Linked DNA regions of Mus musculus: regions 2 and 3 are each linked to region 1. Evidence: chromatin loops called from intact Hi-C (ENCODE). Cell type or tissue: left cerebral cortex. All regions are shown on one strand. Each heading gives the region's core, and the rest is flanking DNA. Links, peaks and the distances in the headings are about the cores only. Region 1 holds the start of 1110032F04Rik (RIKEN cDNA 1110032F04 gene). Region 2 overlaps Gm35584 (predicted gene, 35584). Region 3 has its middle 4.1 kb from the start of Gm35584.

What was found. Peaks named below come from ENCODE experiments on the same cell type or tissue, not always from the same donor. Only the 100,000 strongest peaks of a DNase experiment are listed, where the experiment ranks them.
Region 2: it touches region 1 in a loop (3-fold over the local background); 5 of 42 quality-filtered maps call a loop at or near these places.
Region 3: it touches region 1 in a loop (10-fold over the local background); 4 of 42 quality-filtered maps call a loop at or near these places.

What each region holds. Positions count from the first base shown.
Region 1 is chr3:68,866,300-68,873,942 of GRCm38, forward strand. It overlaps 1110032F04Rik (RIKEN cDNA 1110032F04 gene), which reads left to right and starts at 3,287. Exons shown (of 1, transcript NM_001167996.1): 1 at 3,287-5,864. The coding sequence starts at 3,409. The coding sequence ends at 4,152. In left cerebral cortex, for the core only: CTCF peaks have their summits at 4,086 and 4,292; DNase peaks (open chromatin) are centred at 3,003, 3,228, 3,569, 3,994 and 1 more place; H3K4me3 peaks cover 2,114 bases; H3K27ac peaks cover 1,987 bases.
Region 2 is chr3:68,761,920-68,769,562 of GRCm38, forward strand. It overlaps Gm35584 (predicted gene, 35584), which reads left to right. Exons shown (of 2, transcript NR_153374.1): 2 at 130-754. Among named protein-coding and RNA genes, the nearest start is that of Gm35584, 4.2 kb to the left of the region's middle. In left cerebral cortex, for the core only: a CTCF peak has its summit at 1,764; a DNase peak (open chromatin) is centred at 1,229; H3K27ac peaks cover 7 bases.
Region 3 is chr3:68,753,605-68,761,247 of GRCm38, forward strand. No RefSeq gene overlaps it. Among named protein-coding and RNA genes, the nearest start is that of Gm35584, 4.1 kb to the right of the region's middle. In left cerebral cortex, for the core only: no CTCF peak of the experiment used is centred there; DNase peaks (open chromatin) are centred at 5,941 and 7,391; H3K27ac peaks cover 1,320 bases.

The DNA.
Region 1 (7,643 bases), core at 2,749-5,248:
AAGTGAAGGAAAGCCACAAAAGGAGGGTATTTAATAAATCAATTATAGTAATGAGATGTCAATAGGAAGGGCCATGCTGCACACCCTGAGTGCTTCTTACAGTCCGGATTGTTTACATGTTCCAAACTGCCCATGCCTAGACATTTTGAAGAAGGGATGTGAAAAGGTTAGGGTTGTTGTTTCTCAGGCCTGAAGGCAAGAAACCCTGGGCAGCACACATGAGAGGAAATGACCTTCCGTTCTCGTGTGATGCGCTATGCATGATGGATTCATGATGGATCCACTTGGTTTATCTCAAGCTGTCAGGAACACATCTGTCACTATGAGCAGCTCAGCTCATGTTCTTAAGTGTGTGTGTGTGTGTGTGTGTGTGTGTGTGTGTGTGTGTGTGCGCGCGCGCGTGTAAACCAGAGGTTGATATCAGGTGTCTTTTTAGTTGACAGCTACCTTATTTTTCGAGAGTCTTTTTCAAAACTTAGAGCTCACTGATCCTAGCAAGCTTGCAGGACCTGGCTTTCTTCACCTCCTCAGATCTGTGCTGACCCACCCAGCTTTTTATATGGCTGCCAGGGATCCAAACCCAGTTCCTTCCCCAGCTCGTAATGTTCTTTATTTTTACCAAACTGTATTCCAACAAAGCATGCATTTTAGATCAAAGTCAGTCACCTTTCACTATCTTCCCCCACCCCCGTGTACTTATTAGCACAATCTAGTGCAAATTTTAACAAAATGCACTTTTTCCTATGAAACTCCTATGAGACATGTGATTAACTTCTGTCTTCCTGTCCTACTCATTTGCAAGTTAGATATAAGCAAAGGCATCTGAGGAATGAACGCAGCAACGTGGAGCACTCGGATTGCTCTTCTTCCCTTCGGAAAGCTGCACACAATGCATTAGTCTGCAAATAAAGATGGATTAGGTGAAACCAAGGGCCCCGAGACTCAAGAGTGTCTGCAGAGGGGTCTAAGAGATGACACTTTGGGACTACCAGTTTGGAAAACAAAAATAAAAACTCCGTTCTATACTCACTTTCCTTTGCTTTCATGGAAGCAAGGCTTCTCAGTATTTCATTTTATACAAGGCCTGTGTTCTTTAACTGTGTCCTAAAGATCTGCCAACAAATTCTAACTCACTAAAAGAAGACAGAAGCGAAACAGGTTAAACGTCATTGTTTAGGGTCCAGTGAGATGCCTGGAACTGTAAAAGTGACCACTGCCAAGGCCAGAGACATGAGTCTGATTCCTGGGACTTCCATGGGGGAAGAAGATAATTCCCCCCCAATAAATATATAAAGTGTAATTTAAAATTTTAATGCCTTTGTTTCAAATTTCAAGACACCACCCAGCAGGCCGCCCTCCTCTTTTCATCAATCACAGAGTCCCCCCTCCCTTTCCTTCTGCCATTGCTTCTGCTAGGACTGGCAGAAATCCTAGGACCCCTAATTCTAAAAACCCAAGGAGACCCTGCACTTCTCTCATGGCATATCAAGCCATGAGCTTCCCTTAGCCTGAGACTATTAAACACATCAATTTTTATCTTAGCTTAGGGCAAGTTATGAAGAAGGAAGACATTTGGCATTTGTTCTCTCTGATCAGTTGAAACTGGTATGCAGAACTGGGGTCACCCCACTCTTGGGAGGCTATTATTTATTCATCAATTAGCAGGATTCCCCAAATACAGAACATACTCAGTATACATTCTCAATGTAAATTCGGGAAAGGAATGGGGGAGACTGAAAATAATACAACAGGCACTTTATCAGAGTCAATCTCTTGACTCTGACATTCCCCTATCTGGCTATAGCTTGAAAGCATTGTCGATTTAAGCTTTATGGACTAGGCCTCAGTCCTTCCCGCAGAGCACAGCCAGAGAATGCTTTGGCTTCACAAGAACTTAGCAAACGCCTGGGCTTAGGGAGGTTTCACAGACACTTCTCCTAGAAGAGAAAGCATCGTCGTTTTGAAGTTCAAGCAAAGCATGGTGTTCCCACCAAAAGAAGAACCAGAAGACTTTGCACTTAAGCTGGCCCATGGTTGACCTCCATTAACCCCACCCCATTCTGCTTGCTCTCCTCCTCTCTTCAGAAGAGAAAGCCTGGGTCATAGCTGAGTCTGTTCGGGCACTGTATGTCCTTTTACTTATTTTCTCACACCAACCTTGAAAATTCCCTATTAGTTTTCCTCGTCAGTGAGTCCTTCTGTGTAAGTGTGTCTGTTTTATACTGCCTCAACCAAAGCAGCTTTCTCAGGGGCTCCACCACCCAACAGATATATGCCCAAAGGGTCTGGATGCGCTGAGCTTTCCTCCAGGGGTGGGTGACATGAAGGGAAACGGACCCAAGTACTATTTGGAAACAAAGTACTTGTTTCCTTTAAAGTCAGATTTTGCAAACAAGAATAACCTTGAAAAAGACCTTCAGATCGCGCTCAGGAACTTGGCCAACCACTTACTGCTCCCCTCCGCCTTCCTACATAGGCTATTTATGCTGCAGGAGGGAGCCCCTGCACCCCACAATTCTGCTGTCCTCTTTGAGTACAGGAAAGCCGAGGGCTGGGTCAGGTGAGTCTCTGAGAACTAAAGGTCTTCTTTCTTCTCCTTGGTGAGCAGGGTCACCTCAACAGAGTGCTTCTCGGTCCCTCTGGGGCTACCTCTGTGGCTGTAACTTGAGCCTCTCCAAAGAATTCTTACCTGTTCTGGAGTTTCTTAGGGTCCGCGCTCCCCAACAACCTGGACCTACCTGTCAGCAGAACTATCCAGCAATTCCCACCCTAGAACCTTAGGGCAGCAATGGGGCTGCACTGGCCATTAATGGCCATCATTCATTTTTAATCAGAAAGATCACAAGAAAGATGGTAAGCGGAACCCGGTCCGAGTCAATTTAAATAATATTCCCGGGGAAATCCAATCACTTAAAACTGAGACACCTACGCTAGTGAGAGAGCGCGCCCCGCCCGTCTGGCGAGGAAGAGCGCGCCGGCTGAATTAATCAAGATCAAGGGGCTCCGGGGCTGAGAGCTCAGCCTTAACCCTTCCAGCGCCGCGGGGTACCCAGGTGCCGGAAGAAGAGCGCGGCGGGCAACGGCCGAGATGCCCAGAGAGACCCAGCGCAGGCCGGCTCTGTTCATCTCCGCGGCTCCGCACGCTTCTCCCGGGACCCTGGCGCCCAGGCGCTACGGCTCGAGGTCACAGGCTCCCGAGGCGGCGACAGCGGTGAGCAGCAGCCGCCTCCCGCAGCCTCGGCGCGCCCCGGGCTCCTCCTCCCGCCCCAGCGTGGCCAAGTGAGCACCGCTCGGGCCGCAGGTAGCCGGGGCGCGGGAGGCGGCGCGCGCGGGACCCATCGCAGCGCCGGGGCCAGACGGAGCTCCGAGCCTCGCGGTCCCGGACGCCAGCGGAGATCTGCGCCGGCCATGTGGGGTCCCGGGGTCACCGCCGAGGGCCTGTCGGTGGCTCCAGCGCCACCGCCGCTGCTGCCGCTGCTGCTGCTGTTGGCGCTGGCGTTGGTGGCGCCCTCGCGGGGCGGCGGGGGCTGCGCGGAGCTGGCGTGCGGTGAGCGGGAGCGCTGCTGCGACTCGGCCAACGCCACGGCCGTGCGCTGCTGCAAGCTGCCGCTCCACGCCTTTCTGGACAACGTGGGCTGGTTCGTCCGCAAGCTCTCTGGGCTGCTCATCCTGCTGGTGCTCTTCGCCATCGGCTACTTCCTGCAGCGCATCATCTGCCCCAGCCCACGCAGGTACCCGCGTGGCCAGGCGCGACCTGGCCAGGCACGACCCGGGCCTCCCGGGGGTGCGGGACCGCCGGGGACGGCGGGGCCACCCGACGACGACGACGACTCGCCCGCTCTGCTGCGCGACGAGGTGGCCGCGGGCTCGCAGGACTCACTGTTGGATAGTGGCGGTGGTCGGGGCCGAGGAAGTGGCGGACGCCTGCCTCCCTCCTGCGTTTCGGAGCACGAGCTGCACGTGGTGTCACCGGTGTTTCTCCAGCTGCCCAGCTACGAGGAGGTCAAGTACCTGCCCACCTATGAGGAGTCCATGCGGCTGCAGCAGCTCAGCCCAGCGGAGGTCGTGCTGCCCGTGTCGGTGCTCGGCCGCCCGCGAGGCGGCAGTGCCGGGGACTCCGACGGCGGCCAGGTCCGTTTCCCGCTCATCTGAGTTCAGGGAGCCTCATGGGGATCGCCCGGATCCTACAAGGTTGGGGGCTGCGGGTGGCACGCAACAGCTGGTGTGTTGGCGGCCGCCACTGACTGCCTCTGACCACACCTAGCATCCCCGTACAACCTGTAGCCCCGCGCCTGGGTTGGGGTCAGTCCCCTCCCTCTCGCTTCCCGGGGAATCTGTGGTTTTCTATGTTTCTTTGGGCTCAAGGCTGGGCAGCTCGGCGGGGCAATGGCTTAGGACTAGCCCCCAGCTCTTCTTGGACGGTCGTCCCCGCCCTCTGCCATGCCTCCCCTTGTGTTCACTGTAAGTGCCTGCTTCTCCAATCCAAAAGAACAGGTAAACCGTTTGGTGTGTTTAGAGACCAGCGGCTTGCTTTACTGTTGTTAAAAGGGAAGGAGCATAGGTCCATTCCTTGCTCTCCTGCTTGGACCGGTCACGGTCTCCCAGGACATAATGGTGAGGAGCCTTTGGCTCTGGACCACGACCAGTGACTGCTGCATGCAGTCTGTAGAAGCAGCGCTTGACTGTGATGCGATCCCTTGAAAAGGACCCAGAAAACCCTTTGGTGTCTTCCTGGCTCACAGTTTTGTTGGGGAAGGGGTACCATGATGGATGGCTTAGTGGCTGCATCTGTTCAAGATGTCCAGACCGTATTTGTAATGTGGTACCAGCGGACTTTGATTTTTCAGTATGTAGACTGTTTATCTTTGTCCTTTATTTTTATATTTTGTCATGCATTAGACAGTTCAACAAATTGACAAGATAATCAGTTTTGTTTTAGGCCAGTTACTGTCAAGAAATCGCCCACGTGCTGTCACTGTTTAATACAGTGTTGGACATCATTTCATTAAGCGGAGGTCAGGGTCAAGCAGGAAATGTGACATAAAAACATGAAGGATATCTTATTTTCACTATTTGAGAATATATTTTATTTTTAGTACTGAAGCATAATACATAACTTTTTATAATAACTGTGTACATTATGTAGCCTGGCTCTGAACTGTATCATTCATCATGGAATCATGTAAAAGGAATATATATATATATATACCACACCATGTAGCAAGATGGCTTGCCTGTATTTCCTTCTCTATTTTTCATCTGAGATACATTCTGCAATGTGATTCTAAACATAAAAATGGACTAGTAACTTTCATTTAAGTCTGAAACTTTTCAGTAATGTCCAAAGATGGATTCACCCAACCTATGTTTATTAAAATTAAGTGGTATCATTTTACTAGATTTACCATTCTGGGACATTCCCTTTAAGGAAAGGGTAATAAGACACATTTTAATGCATCATGTATAATGTACATATGGTAATGTCTGTGTACACTATATACATTGTATGCCATATAGCTGTGGTGGCTTACGGCTAGCATGGGAGGAAAGGGTGGCAAGAAGTCCAGCTTCCTCTGGAGAAGCGTGAAGTATACCAGTTGTCAAGAAAGATTACCCACATGGGTCTATGATTGAAGAAGCTGGGTGGGCCCAAGAAATCTCCAATTAGCTGGTTTGGATTTTTTAAAATGATTTGATTACTTTTAACTTTTAAAGGGTGATTGAAAAAGTCTGATGTCCTGGGAACTTTTTTAATGTATGGATTATAATAAAAAGAATGGTTTGCTTTAAACTTCTCAAAGCTAATGACCCTGTCATTAAAGAAAATCATCTGAAGTGTATTAAAGCAGAAAAACAGTAAACTATTTCTCTGTGCATTTTTATTTCTTTTTAAAAGACAGGATCTCAGTTTGTAAACCAGGTTGGCCTGGGACTCTCTCTGTAACCCAGGCAGGCCTCAAACTTAGCCCTGTCTTTTCAGCCCCGTCTCCCAAGTCCTGAGATTGCATGTGTGAGCCACCATACCAGGCTCTGTACAATTTTATCAGATTTACTCATATTAAAATGTGAAGTATGTATCTCTCGTTGAAAAGCAATTTTAAACTGTGAACTGAGAGGCGAAAAGCATTAGTAGTTGAGACTCTATTAACTGAAAGTGACACAAGATTAAACCAAACATAATTATATTGAATTATATATTTATGTTACTCAGATATCGCACATTGTGCTGTACATGGCTATCAGTAATCATAAAATGAGCTTATTTTTAGGGCATATATATCTTAGGCAAATGAATTCAAGAGTACCGTGTTTTCCAGAAAACCTCAGGCCTTCTCACCATTCCGCCCCCCACCCCCCGACAAAAGATAATAAAAATTCCAAATATGGTAACTCATCTATAATGCAGAAGTTTACAAGCTAGATGAACATATACATGCAAATAATGTGCATATGTGTAATCACAGGCTGTGTGAGATGCAATTTGTTATGAGAGTTCACTATCATAACCAAAGGGGAAAGGTCTTCTCGAGAGAGAATGAGTTTTAAAAGCCCAGTAATTGCCACATTCTGCAAATGCACAGGTGCTCCAACCATGCAAATGACATTTGCAATTATGCCAAAGGGCATGAAGGTTCGTTCTATAGAAGGAAAAGGAGATGCAATTGGAAAGGCCAAAGGCAATATAAAGGAAATGGCCTCTCTTAACAGTTTAAAAGGCAATATGATAAGTACCCCGATATCCATTTTTGTACATAGTTTCTCTTAAGTGGAATTCAGAGCTGAAATGGATATGTTATCAGCATGAATGTGATGTTCAGATTTATACAGTATTCTATAATGGCTTTTCATAAATTGTAAATAACCTGGATTTCCTGGTTGAGAGAAAGAGTGTGTGTGTTGAATTTTGAGTAACAAGCCTGAACCATCTCTCCAACGTGACTCGTTGGTAGTAGAAAAAAACCCTCCTTCCTTTCATATGGCCAATCACAGAAATGAGGATGTAGTGATCCCTTTAAAACACCATAAATATCATCAAGTGTTAAATAAACCAGTACTTTGGTTATTCATAAAAATCATATAGAGCCTGATTTTACTTACTTACAAAATTCACTTTTAATTTTGGGGGACGACACTTAATGCTTGTCCGTAACCCAAATAGTATCAGCTAAGCTTTTAGTTAAATATCCCCGTGATTTTGATATCTTTCTTACTCTCTCTTCTCTCCTGTGTTCTTGCTCTGCAGTCTCTCTAGGTTTACCTCAGAAGCACTTCCAATTGGTTCTCACTGGAGTAATTCAATGAGACTAGACTTACAGCTTCACCCTTTGCACAGAACTCTTTCAAATGAGTAATTTTCTAGCATTTTCTTTGTTTACTCTTTCCATCGGACTTCTGTAGGCTTATATTTTGAGCCAAGTTAAGTGTTTCCTCTTTATTCATTAAACTTTTTGGTTTTGGTTTTTCGAGACAGGGTTCTCTGTATAGCCCTGGCTGTCCTGGAACTCATTCAGTAGCCCCTCTAATTTTTATATGTAGAACTCTCCCTCTCCCTCTCCCCCTCCCTCTCCCCCTCCCCCTCCCCCTCTCTGCCACTTTGAGTAAAAGATGGGATCTTACTGTTTCTAGATCTCAAACACAATAGC
Region 2 (7,643 bases), core at 566-3,065, 110 kb before region 1:
CCTCCCACAATAGTCTGAACACAACCTGTTTCCTTTACTCACTTGCCCGCCCTCCATTTCACCCCACCCCCACCCCACCCCCACCCCCACCCCCACTGCCTCTTCAACTCTGTTCTGAAATTTGTCTAGGTCTTTGCCCAGAGTGTGACCCTGTCATCTCAGATGCCATGTGCCACAGCACCGGGAAGAGAACGGGGCTGAATGTTAACAAGAAAGTGGAAGGAAGCTCTGTCTGAAGAGAAACAGGAGGCCAGCACCAGCTGCACACCTGGGATCCCAGCCCTCGGGGAGCTGGAGGGACAAGCAGATGTGACATTCAAGGTCAGCTTGGACTACCTGAGATAATTTAGCTCATAAACAAAACCACGCAAACAAAAGAAAGCCACGTGGAGGCAGGAGGCTCCCCTAAGAAGCAGGATTTATGCATATCTCCTGCTCTGCTTGGCCTGGGAGCTTTCCCCACTTTGCCTACAGGCATCCAGATAATGAGTTTGTGTTCCTTGTGTTAAGAGGCACATCAGCTCCCTATCAGACTGGCCTTCCCGGTGCTCTACTGAGCACAGAAGCACTTATTGTTATCTCTCACCAATCTTGTACCCCTTGTAGACTTGCCATTCCTTTCCAACTTCAATAAGTTTCTCCTTAAATAACCTTGTCTAATTAAGTTCTCCTCCCCAACACCCCGCATAAGTCCCAATCTGTCTTACAGCCCTTCAGTCCTAAGACTCCAATAAAGTTCTTTGTTCTTTACTGACTCACTGTTTAAGTTGATTGACAAATTCTCCTTAGTTTAGGATAGTGTGAGAGAGAGGTCCCAAGGAGTCAGGGACAGAAAACTGGAAGCAAATTTGGAGATATTCGAAAGAAAGTTGTTACAATGGACAACAGTCATCTAAATGTCCTTTGCCCTTGCTTAAAAATTTGCCTCAAGGCAGCATCTCTACATTTTTTGGCCCCCACCAGGGCTGCCTGTTACAGCCTCAGTTTCTTCATCTGGGCTGTGTCCTCCACACCTCTTACCTATAGAAAACACAGCCCTGACCTGCTTAAAATATTCTAGATTAAGATCACATTTTGATTAACTGTTCAGTTAAACGGTGTAAGTTGAACAATCTTGTCAAACTATCACAGAACCAGACAAAACCACTGCAGGGAGTGGCATGGAGTCATGTCACCAAGGCACCAAGGCAACGCCACGCCCTTTCTATCCATGCAGCCTTAGAAAAATGCATTTTCCACTAAAGTCAGATGTTCCACGTGACTTACTGAGTCAGCTTGCTGAAAGTGAGAACGCTCTATTTTATAAGTTTCACATAGTGGGTATCTACTCTCCAAGATGGGAGTCCGTAAAATAAAATCTTTAAAAACCTGGCTGTGACTGAGTTCTTTGTCATCATCGTCATCGTTTGAAAATGATTTGAAAAATGATTATAGATTAGATGAACCAAGTTGAGGAGGACAGGAAATTATTATGATTACAGAAACATTTTCTGCATTTGACGTGAACATTTTGTGCGTTTGCTAGCCAGTGCGGTAAATAGTCCCGCCATGCTCATGAGACCAAAAGTAACTTCAAAAGAGCACCCTGTTTTTCATCCAGGCTGTCTTTCATAGAACAAAAGCCTGGTGGATCTCTAAGGAGTCCGTGGTAGGGAGTGGGAAAACTGACGCACTGTTAGGAGAACACAGACTGGGAAACACTTGGGTACCTCTCAAGAAGACTGGAAAGACTGGGTTTTAAAACAAGATTTTCCCTTTTGAATTATGTGTATGGATGTGTGACTGTGTGTGGACCTGACTTCTGTGCCATTGAGGCCAGCAGGGGGTGTCTGATGATACCCTGAAGCTGGAGCTCCAAGTGGCTGTGAATGCTGGGCCCCAAACCTAGGTCGTCTGCAAGAGTAGTACTGGGCCTCACCTGCTGAGCCATTGCTCTAGCTCCCACCACCCCAGACTAACTAAGGGAGAGCGAGTATTGAACACTAAACCTAACAGTAGGTGTTAGCCACGGCCACGCCATTTTGTAAAGCGTTTCCATTTTGATTGGGTTGTGACAATTCCTCAACGTACAGTAATTTGATTAATAAGTTCCAAAGTGTACTGGCTAGTTTTGTGTCAACTTGACACAGCTGGAGTTATCACAGAGAAAGGAGCTTCAGTTGAGGAAATGCCTCCATGAGATCCAACTATAAGGCATTTTCTCAATTAGTGATCAAGGGGGAAAGGCCCCTTGTGGGTGGGACCATCTCTGGGCTGGTGGTCTTGGGTTCTATAAGAGAGCAGACTGAGCAAGCCAGGTGAGGCAAGCCAGTAAAGAACATCCCTCCATGGCCTCTGCATCAGCTCTTGCTTCCTGACCTGCTTGAGTTCCAGTCCTGACTTCCTTGGTGATGAACAGCAGTATGGAAGTATAAGCCGAATAAACCCTTTCCTCCCCAACTTGCTTCTTGGTCATGATGTTTGTGCAGGAATAGAAACCCTGACTAAGACACAAAGTAACTTATTTCTCTGGAATCTGGCCCTCCCACATTCAACAGTTGATTCAGCAACAGCCTGGCTGCAGGCACATACTACGGGCAACTCGTCAACCAAGTAGCATCAAATCCCCCTGCTTACCCTGAAATCTGTAAGAAGGAACCGCCATTCTGCCACATAGCCCTGAACTCTCCTCAGAAGCCCAGCCTTCCTGCAGTCTATTTGTCTGTCTGTCTGTCTGTGATGTAAATAACTCTCCTAATAAACTTCTTGCCCAAAAGAATAATCTGACTCAGAGCCCCCCTGCACCCCAAATATGAAAATTTTCAGTAGAAACATACAGGCATGGCTGGACCAGTGCTAAGACTCTGATAACGGCAGGACTTAACTGACTAAGATTACATGCTCCAGTTGTGGATCAACATTACAGAGCGGAAAGGAGCATGAACCACAACCCTGTGTGAGCAGATCCAGAGCTGAGAAAACCAAGTGTAAGAAAATAGAAGGGTATCAGAAAAGGAAGGAAAGAATGTCTAAACTATCATTGGCCCTGGACTAGCCTTGTTTGAGTGGCAGGGCTGATAACCTTGGAATTCACCAATCTGAGTGTTGATATCTTTCTCCCCGGCCAAGGATGGCTGGGTGACATAGAGCTTGTGGACTTCTAGGCTTTGGCCTGCCTGGCTGGCTTCCAGAGTAAACTTCAGGAATAATATCTTATTCCAAATAAACAGTCCATAGCTGCCAGTCATGAGTCCTTGGCTCCTGTTTACGATGACTGTGCACTTACTGCACAACAGAACGAGTGTGAGAACAGGAAAAACAGATAAGTCACTTAATCCTCAGGACATGCTATGCAGTTACTTCGAAGATCTGCAAACTGAGGTGATATGAATGTCTCAGGGTCACATAGCTAGTAGGAGGCAACACTGGACTTGAACGCTGGCATTCTGGTTTCAGCCAGCTGCAGGGAGACCAGGAAAAGAGGTTTCAGTCTTCCCAGCTTGAGTTTAGAGGCAAGTAAGGAAAAGTGGGAGCTGTTGACTGAGTCACCTACATGCCTGCCAAATCTCACTGGCCAGTTTCCTCTGCTGGCAACTGTTCTCCTCTGCCTCCCAGGCTTATGTGTAAGTCCTACAAGTCTCCTGTGTCACATGCGCTGATTTGTGTGCGCTATATCACACACCAAACCCATGGTTGCACTTTGCTTTGGATTTCATTGAAGTCTTCACAATCCTGCATGTCACTTGAGAATGGCAGACGCTGTTACAGAAAGTGACAGATGATGAAAGACGGCCCAAGTATGTGATTGATAGTTGGTATTGATTCTAGTGTGCCTGGGAGGCATGTAATGATTTAAACAAATGGACAGCGTGGGGGTGTATTTCTATAAAAGATACAGTTGTACATCTCATAATAGCATTGAGGTCAATTGTGGATAGAATATGCCATTGTGATCTCGTGTAGTTATGACAGAGCTGAAAATTCACACCTGGTAACACCTGTCAGAACATTGTAGTGTTTATATTTCCTACAGATAAGTCTGGCACATACCAATGATGACAAATGACCAAGTTGACAGTATTGGACTTACATCATTATTTTAGAGTATACTCCTGTTCATTCAAAGAGTTCGTTGTAGATACCTTGAGCTGTTCCTTCCAGTGGATTTTCCAGAAGAAGGCCATGTTATCACAGCAATGATATCTCTATGTGTGCCGTTGCGTAATTTAAAAACACTGAGCTGACCAGGCAGGTTCTTGCCATCAACTCTGACCACCTGATTTTGATCCCTGAGACCCACATAAGAGAAGGGGAAAACCAACTCCCATGTTAGAAGAGAACAGAAGGATATAAAGGATTGGAAGGAGCACCTATCTAACTGCTCACAACTATCTGTAATTCTAGTCCCAGGGAGTCCAATGCCTTCTTCTGGACACTGCAGGCACCACATATGTAGTACACAAACATACATGCAGACAAAACATCCATATGCATACAATTTAAAGAATAAGACATATAAAAGTTGTCATGTGCACACCATGACAATCACACGTGCACATACACACAAACACACACAGAGGAGTAGATAAGTTTATTTATACATAAGAGTTCATTTTAAATATATTATAATTAAATTACAAATAAGAGTAAATCAGTAAAATATTATGATTGAACTTAAAAATGGCAGTTGCTACTTTAAAAGGCAAGAAACATTTTTCTTCTTAGAAGATGATTCATCAAGCTGAGTGAGGTGGTCCATGCTTCTAATCCCTACACAGGAATGAAGAGGCACGAAGATCACAACTTTGAGGCCAACTTGGGCTGTAACCTGAGTCTGACAGGAGGAGGAGTTCTAAAGCAGTTCTGAGTCACCCAGGCTTTTTCTACTCCAAATAGGAATGGGAACACCAAGAGTTGTTGTTCTTGTGATAAGCCACTCTCAGACCTGGCTTCCTACACAGGCAAACAGACCATCCCTAGTTCATCTCTGATTTGAACTAGTGCCCCCAACCCAAGCCCCAGAGCACAACAGTTTACTTTGAAAGAGACTGAAGCAGGTAACTGAAGTGACTTTAATACTCTTATAGATTTGGGAGTTGTCTGTGAGGCTGCCAAGGAGTCAAGGGTGCCCACGAGCCACACCTCGTTCCCCCGGGCAACCTGATTACTCTACACCTGGCACAGGTACTCTTGGCACATGTCGTAAGTGAAGCATTCATAAAATTTAAGTTAAACAGTAAGAGACATCAAAGTTGTCCTCTGACACGTCACATGTCCCGCTTCACATGAATTACCTCACTTAGTCCTCTATAGCAGCTGTATATGGAGATGCCAAGATGCCTTGTCTACTGATGAGAAATGGGCACAGAAGGTTTCATCTCATGGATTTAAACCGAATCATGGCCATTGAATAAGGGAACTAGTATTCTAGGCCTGGCATCCTGACTGCAGGCAGATGTTGTTAACTAGCTCTCTTCTTTACGCTGATCCTCTGGAGTTGACAGTTGCTCAGTTAAAATGCCACTCTTTTTTTGTTTTTGTTTTTTGTTTTGTTTTCTGTTTTTTATTTATTTGTTTGTTTGTTGTCTAATATGATGCAGAATTATGTATGTTGGCCTCAGCATTACTATGATAACCCTGATGAGGAGACGTAAATTCTGACGCTCTGAACATCTGTGAGCATCACTTGTTCTTTGTGCTAGTGAGGGGAAAGGAGCTAGCAAGGGAAGGAAAGAGCATGTCCCACCAAGGCCTGCAGAGCCTAGATGCTGTGTAAGGTCTGGCTCTGCGCAGGAACCGTATGTGGGTTATTTGTCAGTCCTGACTATGGGCCTCATGGAAGAAGTTGCCCTGGTAGGCTTCAGTCATGCTTATCCAGCCCAAGAGCCTCCTGTCTTAGGGGGTTCAGGAGGGTGGAGCAGGGACATCTCTTTCACCTTGTCAACCAGCAGTGATGATCCCATGGGAGACAAGAAGACAGTTTGGTTCAATATGACTCAGTAGCTGGTGTTGGTTCAAACTTCAGGATTCTGACCTGAGTTGTTTGTTTGTTTTTAATTTTCTCAATGAGGATGGTGGTGGTGGTGATGACGATGATGATATTAATTTACTTTACATCCCAATCTATGCTGCCCCATCCTCTCCTTCCATTCCCTCCCTCTCACCTCACTTCCTCCCCATCCACTCCACCTCCCCTTCTCCAAAGACAAGGGAAGGCCTTTCATGAATATCAACCAGCCTTGGTATACCAAGTTGCATAAGACTAGGCACATCTTCTGTTATTGAGGCTAAACATGACATCCTAGATAGGAGAAAGGAATCCAAAGGCAGGCAGTATAGTCAGAGATAGCCCCTGCTCCCACTTTAGGAATCCCACATGAAGACCAAGCTGCACAACTGTTACATATGTGCAGAGGGCCTAGGTGTATCCCACACATGCTCTCTGGATGACAAATCAGTCTCTATGAGCCCATATGGGCCCAGGTTAGTTGATGCTGTAGGTTTTCTTGTGGTATCCTTGACCCCTCTGCCTCCTTCCCTCTCTTCCACAGAATTCCCCAAGTTCCATTTAATGTCTGGCTGTGGGTGTCTGCATCTGTTTCCATCTGTTACTTGATGAAGTCTCTCTGATGACATTTATGCTAGGTTTCTGTCTGCAAGTAAAGCAGATCTCAAAGCTCCCTTTGGTGGAATGGGTCTCAACCTGGGCCAGTCATTGGTTGCCCCTTTCCTCAAATTCTGCTTCATCTTTTATCCCTGCACATCTGTAGACAGGACAAATTGTGCGTTTAAGGTTTTGTGGCTGGATTTGTGTCCCAATCCCTCCATTGGACGTCTTGCTTGGTTATAGGAAATGGCCAACTCAGGCTCCATATCTCCCATTGCTAGGAGTCTTAGCTAGGGTCACCTTTGTAGATTCCTGGGAGTTTTCATTGTCCTCAATTTCTAGTTCACTCCAGAGATGCCTACTCCTTAATCCAGTTGTATCTCCTCCAGTCTCTTTAAACCTCATCCCTCCTGTTCCCATCCCAACCCTCCCCAACACAGTTCCCTTCCTCCACCCTCCCAGATTGTCTAATCTATTTCCCCTTCTCAGTGAGTGTCAAGATCACCCCCACCCTCCCCCAACCCCCGCCTTGGGTCTGTCTTCCTCGTTACTTATCTTCTTTGGTTCTGTAGTTTGTAGCATGGCTATCCTGTACTTCATGGCTAATATCCACTTATCAGTGAGTACATACCATGTATGTCCTTTTGGGTTTGGGTTACTTCATTTAGGATGGTGTTTGTTTGTTTGTTTGTTTGTTCTATTTGCCTGCAAATTGCACGGTGTCATTGTTTTTAATGGCCGAGTAATACTCCATTGTTTAAATGCACCACATTTTCTGTATCCATTCTTCAGTTGAGGGGCATCTGGGTTGTTTCCAGTTTCTGACTATTACAAACAAAGCTGCTATGAACATAGTTGGCCAAGTGCCTTGAGGTATGGTGGATCTTCTTTTGAGTATAGCCCAGAAGTGGTATAGCTAGGTTTTAAGGTAGAAATATTCCCAATTTTCTGAGAAACCACCATTTACTTTGACATTGGCTATTGACTTGCTGCATATTGCATTTATTGTGATTAAGGGATGCTTTGCATCTTTGATGTCTCCAAGACTGATCATGAG
Region 3 (7,643 bases), core at 4,895-7,394, 110 kb before region 1:
TATTTCTTTAAGTGATTTATTAAAGTCCTTCTTGATGTCCTTTACCATCATCATGAGATATGCTTTTAAATCTAGGTCTAGGTTTTCAGGTGTGTTGGGGTGTCCTGGACTGGACGAAGTGGGAGTGCTGGGTTCTGATGATGGTGAGTGGTCTTGGTTCCTGTTAGTAAGATTCCTACGTTTACCTTTCGCCATCTGGTAATCTCTGGAGTTAGTAGTTATAGTTGACTCTGTTTAGAGATTGTTCTTCTGGTGATTCTGTTACCGTCTCTCAGAAGACCTGGGAGACAGATTCTCTCCTCTGAGTTTCAGTGCTCAGAGCACTCTCTGCTGGCAAGCTCTCTTACAGGGAAGGTGCGCAGATATCTTGTTTTTGGACCTCCTCCTGGTCGAAGAAGAAGGCCCAAAACAGGGCCTTTCTCAGAAGCTGTGTTGCTTTGGCAGTTCCCAGAAGCTGTCAGCTTCTGTGGTGCAGATTCTCACCTGTGCAGACTAAATTCCTAATTTCCAGGGAGTCCCGGAATCAAGATGGCGACCGCTGCTGCTGAGGCTGAGGCTGCCTCCCAAGCCAGGAGGACACCTGTCCTCTGGTCCGGACGGTGGCCGGCTGTCTGCGGCCCGCCAAGGGTGCTGCCTCAGCAGCTCTGTGCTTCCGCCTGTCCCAGAAGCTGTCCGGTTCTCTGGCGCACCCTCTCACCTGTTCAGGCTAATTTCCTAAGTTCTGCTGAGTCCCGGAACCAAGATGGCGACCGCTGCTGCTGAGGCTGAGGCCGCCTCCCAAGCCAGGCGGACACCTGTCCTCTGGTCCGGACGGTGGCCGGCTGTCTGCGGCCCGCCAAGGGTGCTGCCTCAGCAGCTCTGTGCTTCCGCCTGTCCCAGAAGCTGTCCGGTTCTCTGGCGCACCCTCTCACCTGTTCAGGCTAATTTCCTAAGTTCTGCTGAGTCCCGGAACCAAGATGGCGACCGCTGCTGCTGAGGCTGAGGCAGCTCTGTATTTATTATGCACCTTCCAGTTATCCCTGCTTCAAGTTGAGAATTCTGATCCTGTGTCGAGGCTGGACCCTGACAAGTAATCCCAGTTAAACTCCTGGCTCACTAAGTTGGACTTTTGTGGTGTCCGTATTTTGTGTGTCATGGGTTCCCTCTCTAGCACGAGTAAACATGTTGTGGCTCCTTCCCTAGGAAAAGTTCTACTGCAATATAATTAACATCAGAACAGTGACACAACAGAAAGTTCTGGAGGAGTGAGTGCATGGCCCTAGCTATGAGTAGCAAGGTACACAGCTGGGCAGCCACCGAGGAATTTCCAGTGGAGTTGTCCTTTCCTGTATAGTGTGTGTTAATATTCCTTTGTGCCATGACAACAGTCACATGTTATGGATAGTGAGACATAATACTAAGGCTAAGCATTCAGGATTAAGAGTGTCTATGGGAGGATCCCAGAATGGCAGCCTCATCTAATATGTAGAGCTTACTTTCCAGTGCCAGTGATTGACCCTGTCTCACACATTAAGGTGGCTATCACCAGAGGAACAGAGCCTTAAGCTTCTCTGGACCCTGCACACACACATATACTCTGACACACACAACGACACAAGTATATATGTATACGCATGCAGACACTTGTCTTAATAACTTGAAATATTAGCATGGTATATATTAAATTAAACAATAGATACTAATTACTTGTGAATAAGTTTTAATTGGGAAAAACTTTTTAATGAAAAATAATTACATAACTTCCTCCCTCTCCCCCTTTCTCCGTCCAAGCCCTCTCATATCCACCCTCATTCCCTCTCAAAGTTGTGCTCATTTTTCTTTAATTATACACATATGTGTGTATGCATGTGTGCACATATATGCATATAAATATAATGATACAATTTTCTGACTCCATTTAATGATGCTTGTATGTATATGATAGGAATAATTTTTAAACAGCTAACATACTAAAATTTAAGTGATTTAGCAAAAGTTTACTTGTTTATTAGTATGTATATGATGTGTGTTTGAAGGGTGTGTGTGTGTATATAGTGTCTGTGTGTGTGTGTGTGTGTGTGTGTGTTCATGTCTATAAATGTAGGCCAATGCGCACGCCATGGCTTATTGGAGTTAGAGGACAGCCTTCAGTTCTAGTCCTTGCTTTGTACTTTGTTTAAGACAGTTTCTTTGTCGTTTGTTTGTCAGTGTGTATACTAAGTAGGCCGTGAGTTCTGGGATATCTCCTATTCCGGCTCCCATCTCACCTTAGGAGCACTGGCATTACAGGTGAGTGAGACTGTATTTGGCTCTATATGAGTTCTTGAGACTCAAATTCAGCTTCTCATGTTATATAAATTCTACATATACTAAGCCACCTTCCCACATACCAAGCAAAAAAAATTATATACTTTGACATGTTGCTTGTATATATTTTTTAAAAATATAAATATATTTGGTTCCGATAGTAATAATAATTCCCTTTTGCCAGTCAAAAATTTTGGTATAAGAAGGGGCATAAAGTGCATAAAGTGACATAGGAATCATTAAAATAGAAAATGTAAAATCCAATGTGAGTCTTCAGTGCCTCAGAATGGTGATTCTGACTGTACAGTTCGTGAGCTGGGTTGACTGTGGGTCTGGTTCGTTTCAGACTGTGATTTTTTTTTTATTTATAAGCCTTTTTAATGACCAAGTTTATAGAAAAAAAAGTATTTCAAAAAAATAAAGAACACACGTTTAAACTTTATTAAATGGCGTCAGTAGAACACTGGCCAACAATACCAGAAGTTACTGTGCAGGAACTAAAATCAAAAGTGAGTAAAGTAATCTGCTGCAGAGAACTGCACTTCATCAAGGAAGCTACGAAAGATAGAGATCTGCAGAGGGAAGGAAGGAAACGTTATTCCAAATAAAATGAAATGACTGGATATTCCAAAAGAGGCACAGGACAAAAAGCTCAGGGTTGGACAGTGTGGTACTTTGAGATTGGCCCCCATAGGCTCATATATTTGAATGCTTGGTCCTTAGTTGGTGGAACTGTTTGAGAAGGATTAGGAGGTGTGGCCTTGTTGGAGGAGGTGTGTCACTGGTGGTGCACTTCCAGGTCCCAAAAGCCCATGCAAGACCCAGGCTTTCTTCTCTCCTTTTTCCTACCCCACCTCCTCTCTTTTTCCAACTTGCAGATAATATGTAAGCTCTCAACTACTGTTCCAGCATCATGCCTGTCTATCACCATGCTCCCCACCGTGATGATAGTAGACGAATCCTCTGAAACTATAAGGGAATCCCCTCTCTCTTGTAAGCTGCTTTGGTTACAGTGTCCCTTCACAGGAATAGAACAATAGCTAAGACACAGCCATGAAAACATTGGAGGAAGTAGAAGCTCTTAGGGGGAATTTGGTGTGATAGGCTGGTAAAACTATTTCTAGGTTTTCTTAGACATTGAACACTGAGACTGAGACCATGCTGTTGTGGAACTCGGGTTCATTCCCCTTGCTTCAGATGATAGACAACTTCTCCCTGGAGCTGTAGTCCTGGCATTGACCTGTAACTCTCTAGGTAGACCAGGCTGGTCTTGAACTCACAGATATCTGCCTGCCTCTGCCTTCCGAATGCTGAGATTAAAGCCATGTGTCACCATGCCCAGCTAAGTTTTTATTGTTTTTCTTACTGAGTATGTGATATGGTGTAGAAGGGGTGCCATGTGTGTCAAGTACATCCGTGCATGTCAGAGGACACTTTATAGAGTTGCTTCTCTACTTCTGCCTTTGACAGGATACCCAGAAATTGAACTCAGGCTGTGAGCAAGTGCTTTGCAAGTTAAGCTGTCTCTTTGGCCCCTGATGATGAGGCCAATAGTGTTCTTATTCATCCTTTCAAAACTAAACCAAAGTAACTAACAGAGAAACCATGGTGTTGAGACATTAAGAACTTCCAAAGCTTTATAGAAGTCTTCAGGACCAGTGCCTCCCAAGCTTTGCAGACATTGTCAGCACTATATCTCTGCGACATTAAAGACCTTCCCAAGCCGTGTGGACACCTTCAACACCGATGATGGAACACCTCTTTGAGAATGTAGGTTTTTCACTCTTTGACGTTGTAATAGGAAGACCGAGGTGTATGTCCCTGTAGCTGTAGACAGTTTAGCAACCAGAGGATTCTTATGTATGTCGAGAACTTACTAAAGATGCTAGGGAAATCTATTCTGTGGTAAAAATAATTTCTTTACAGTGGCGAGGATAGTGTTACCCTCCCCAGCTCAAGCAAGTCTGTGGTTTCATGAAAAAGGTATCTCCATAATAATACCTTATGGCCCCGTTGGAAAGGTCTTTTCCAGGTACTTCCTGTTAAGTCTTATGTTGCCAAATTAGAGGGAATTGACACCTACATCCATATTTCTCATTTAAAAAGAAAAAGAAAAGAAGACTGATCTACTTGAATGGCCCAACCCCCACCCTTCCCCCCCACCCAACCCCCCGCCCCCCATCACTGGCTTTATCTGACCAAATCCATGAGCTCCAGGGTCAGTGAGAGATCCTGTCTCAAAAAGTAATCTGAATAGCAATGGAGGGAGACAGCATATTCCAATCTCTTTCTCCTACCCTGCTGCCCGTAGACATGCCCATACAGATACTACATTCATATCTCTGGCCTGATGAATATTTTCCAACTGCCACCTAGCCTGCTGCCAGCACTTGTGGGAATTTATCCCAGAGCCTAGTCCTTTCTTTCTGACTGATATCAGCAATGGCTTAATCAACTCTTTTATTCAAACATCACAAAGTATAACAAGTTGGGTTTTCAACCCTCAAAAACAGAGGTACCAGGGTTATGAGTTCAAAGCTGGCCTGGGCTACAAAACAAACACCCGTGTAGAAAAAAAAAAAAATCAAAGACAAAACAACAACAACTACAAAAACAGTTTGGTTTTAGAGTTGATTGTTTTTTTTTTTTTTTTTTTTTTTTTTGAGAATCCAGGAATAAATTAAATAACTAGCTTAGAGTTGAAGCAGATGTGGTACCTATCTCTACCCCTCAAAGGGGTCATGTGAGGTCAACACTTCTACAGCAAAATACAAGTTAGCAAGACAAAAACAAAACAAATGTATTTGATCACACCCTCAGAGAGATAACCTCTGGACTCAGAAGAAGTCTATGTTTATGTCTGAAGTCAATGAAAAACAGACTTCAAGTGGAAATGACACTGGGTGAAAGGTGTGGCCTGCAAGGCTCAGGGCTTCAGAGTCTCCTTGGCACATGTGCTGGGCAGAGATCACTAGAGTGAGTCTTCTGAAGGAGGGAGTGGAGGGGAGGGTGACTTTCTAGTGTGAAACAGTGTGTGTGTGTGTGTGTGTGTGTGTGTGTGTGTGTGTGTGTGTGTGTTTGTGTGTGTTCTCTGTGATCCATTTTGGGAGAAGGAGACAGGAAACAGGATAGGGGTGTCAGGACAAGGGGTGTCAGAAAGACTTTTTCTCTAAGGCCTTTCAATGTTGTCTGCCCAAAGTTCTCAGTGTGTCATGGCTCCTTTCTGTAGGGTTCTGTCAGGACCTGAGCCCTGACAGAATCTGTCACCTGTGATGGCTGAAGAGACTTTTGTAGAAATTAGAATTTATCCTATCCCTGGTCATTCACAATTTGACTTTCATCTTTCTTATAAATGAGAGAAGAGGTAGAAGCAGTTGTTGTTTACAATTGCTTTGCCTTGTTCCTTGGCCATCAACCCAATAAAAATAATCTTTTTCCTTCTTTTGGTCTTTTTGCCATCTTTTCTCTTAAGGTCTCAATTGTCATTTTAGATTCTGCACCAGAAGGAGACAGGAGCTTAAAAAACAAGTCAGCCAACTGTCTTGGGAGTGAGTGCAAGCTTACTTTCTAAACTGAGCTGGGGGAGAGCTCCCAAGCTTGCTCGAGTCTTCCTTGGAATTGCAAATTGCATTAGAGAAGCTGCCCAGAATGCTGGAGCTGCAGAAGGAAAGGCAGGCGATCCCATTTCCCTATTCATAGAAGAGGAGATCTGGCCAGGGCTGTGCCGGAAGCCACAGGAGCAGCTGTACTCACAGATTGCTGCCTTCCAACTTGGGCTATGAAACTTACCAGCTGGGTGACCCTCGTGATACGCTTCACCCCTCTGTCATCGATCTCCTCTCGTGACATGGAATATCTGCTGCAGGGCCTTCCTCACGTGGAAGGAATGAAGTTATATCTGTAGGCTATAACTAGAAAATATAGCTACATTGCAGTTTGCAAGTTGGTGGTCTCCTGTTTTCTTGATGGCTGTCTATGGTGTTTTGAATAAGAACGGCCCCCATAGGCTGGTATATTTGAATAGCTTTTAATTTGTTTTGTTTTTCAGCGACAAGGTTATGCTCATGTATTTACAATTGTAAACAACAACTGCTTTTAACTCACTGAGCTACCTCCCCTCTCATTTATAGAGAAAAATAAAAGTCAAATTATGGATGCCCAGAGATAGGATGAACGTTAATTTCTACAAAGCCTCTTCAGCAACTGGTTTCCAGCTGATGGGCTGTTAGGAAGGATTAGGAGATGTGGCCTTCTAGGGGGAGGTATGTCACTGAGAGTGGGCTTTGGGGTTTCAAAAGTCCATGCTAGGTCCAGTCTTGCTCTCTCCGTACGCCTCCTGCTTGTGGATGAGGATGTGAGATCTCAGCCACTCCTCCAGTACTACCGACTGGATGCTGTCCTTTATATGTTGCCTTGGTCATGGTGTCTCTTCACAGCAAGGAATAGTAACTAAGACAGCGTCTAATGACGAAATCACATCACATTTCCTTTCATTTACATCCATTTTTAATCGCAAAGTAGTATCAGACAATACTTTTTATACAACGGGTTAGGTGTTTTGTTGATTGGAGGAGGTTGGCTTTGCAGACAGGGAAGGGCTGAAGAAAACAGAAACAAAAAACAAAAAGTAGATTGGTTGTTTCAGACTCACATTCCTTATAAACGTTAAAGCAGAGAAGGCACCACCTTTCGGGGTGAAAGCTAACTTCCTCTTTGAAAATTCGCTTCCTTTCACTCTTGTACCTGGTTTCATAGAAGGTTGGATAAACAATTGCATTAGGCTGTCAGATCTAGAACAGGGGCTTGGTCTAAACCAATAAATAGCCACACTCACAAATCTTTTTCAGCAAATGTTTTTCTAAAACTCACTTAAACATCAAGCAATATTTGTTCTTGTTTTTGTTTATTTGTGTTTTTGTATTGTTTTGAAAATCTATGTATATGTGTGGTGTGTGTGTGTGTACTCATTTGTATGTGTGTATAGGTGGACCTACATGCCCAGGCGTGTAGAGGCCAGAAGCTGATGTTGAGTGGCTTCCTAGACCTCTCTCCACCATCATATACTGAAGGGTTTCTCACTGCACCAGCTGGCTCTGGGATACTGTCTCCACCTCCAGAAGCCAGGATTCACAAGCAGGCTGTCACATTCGCCCAGCTTTCTATGTGGGTCTTGAGAACCTGAATCCCAGAGCCTTCACACATGCTAGGCAAGAGCTTTGCCCCAGCCCCAGCCCCAGCCCCAGCCCCAGCCCCAGCCCCAGCCCCAGCCCCAGCCCCAGCCCCAGCCCCAGCTTCTACTTTTAGAGTGGATTTTACTTGTCATAATGAAATCACTACTTAGTCCGGTCATATTTTTA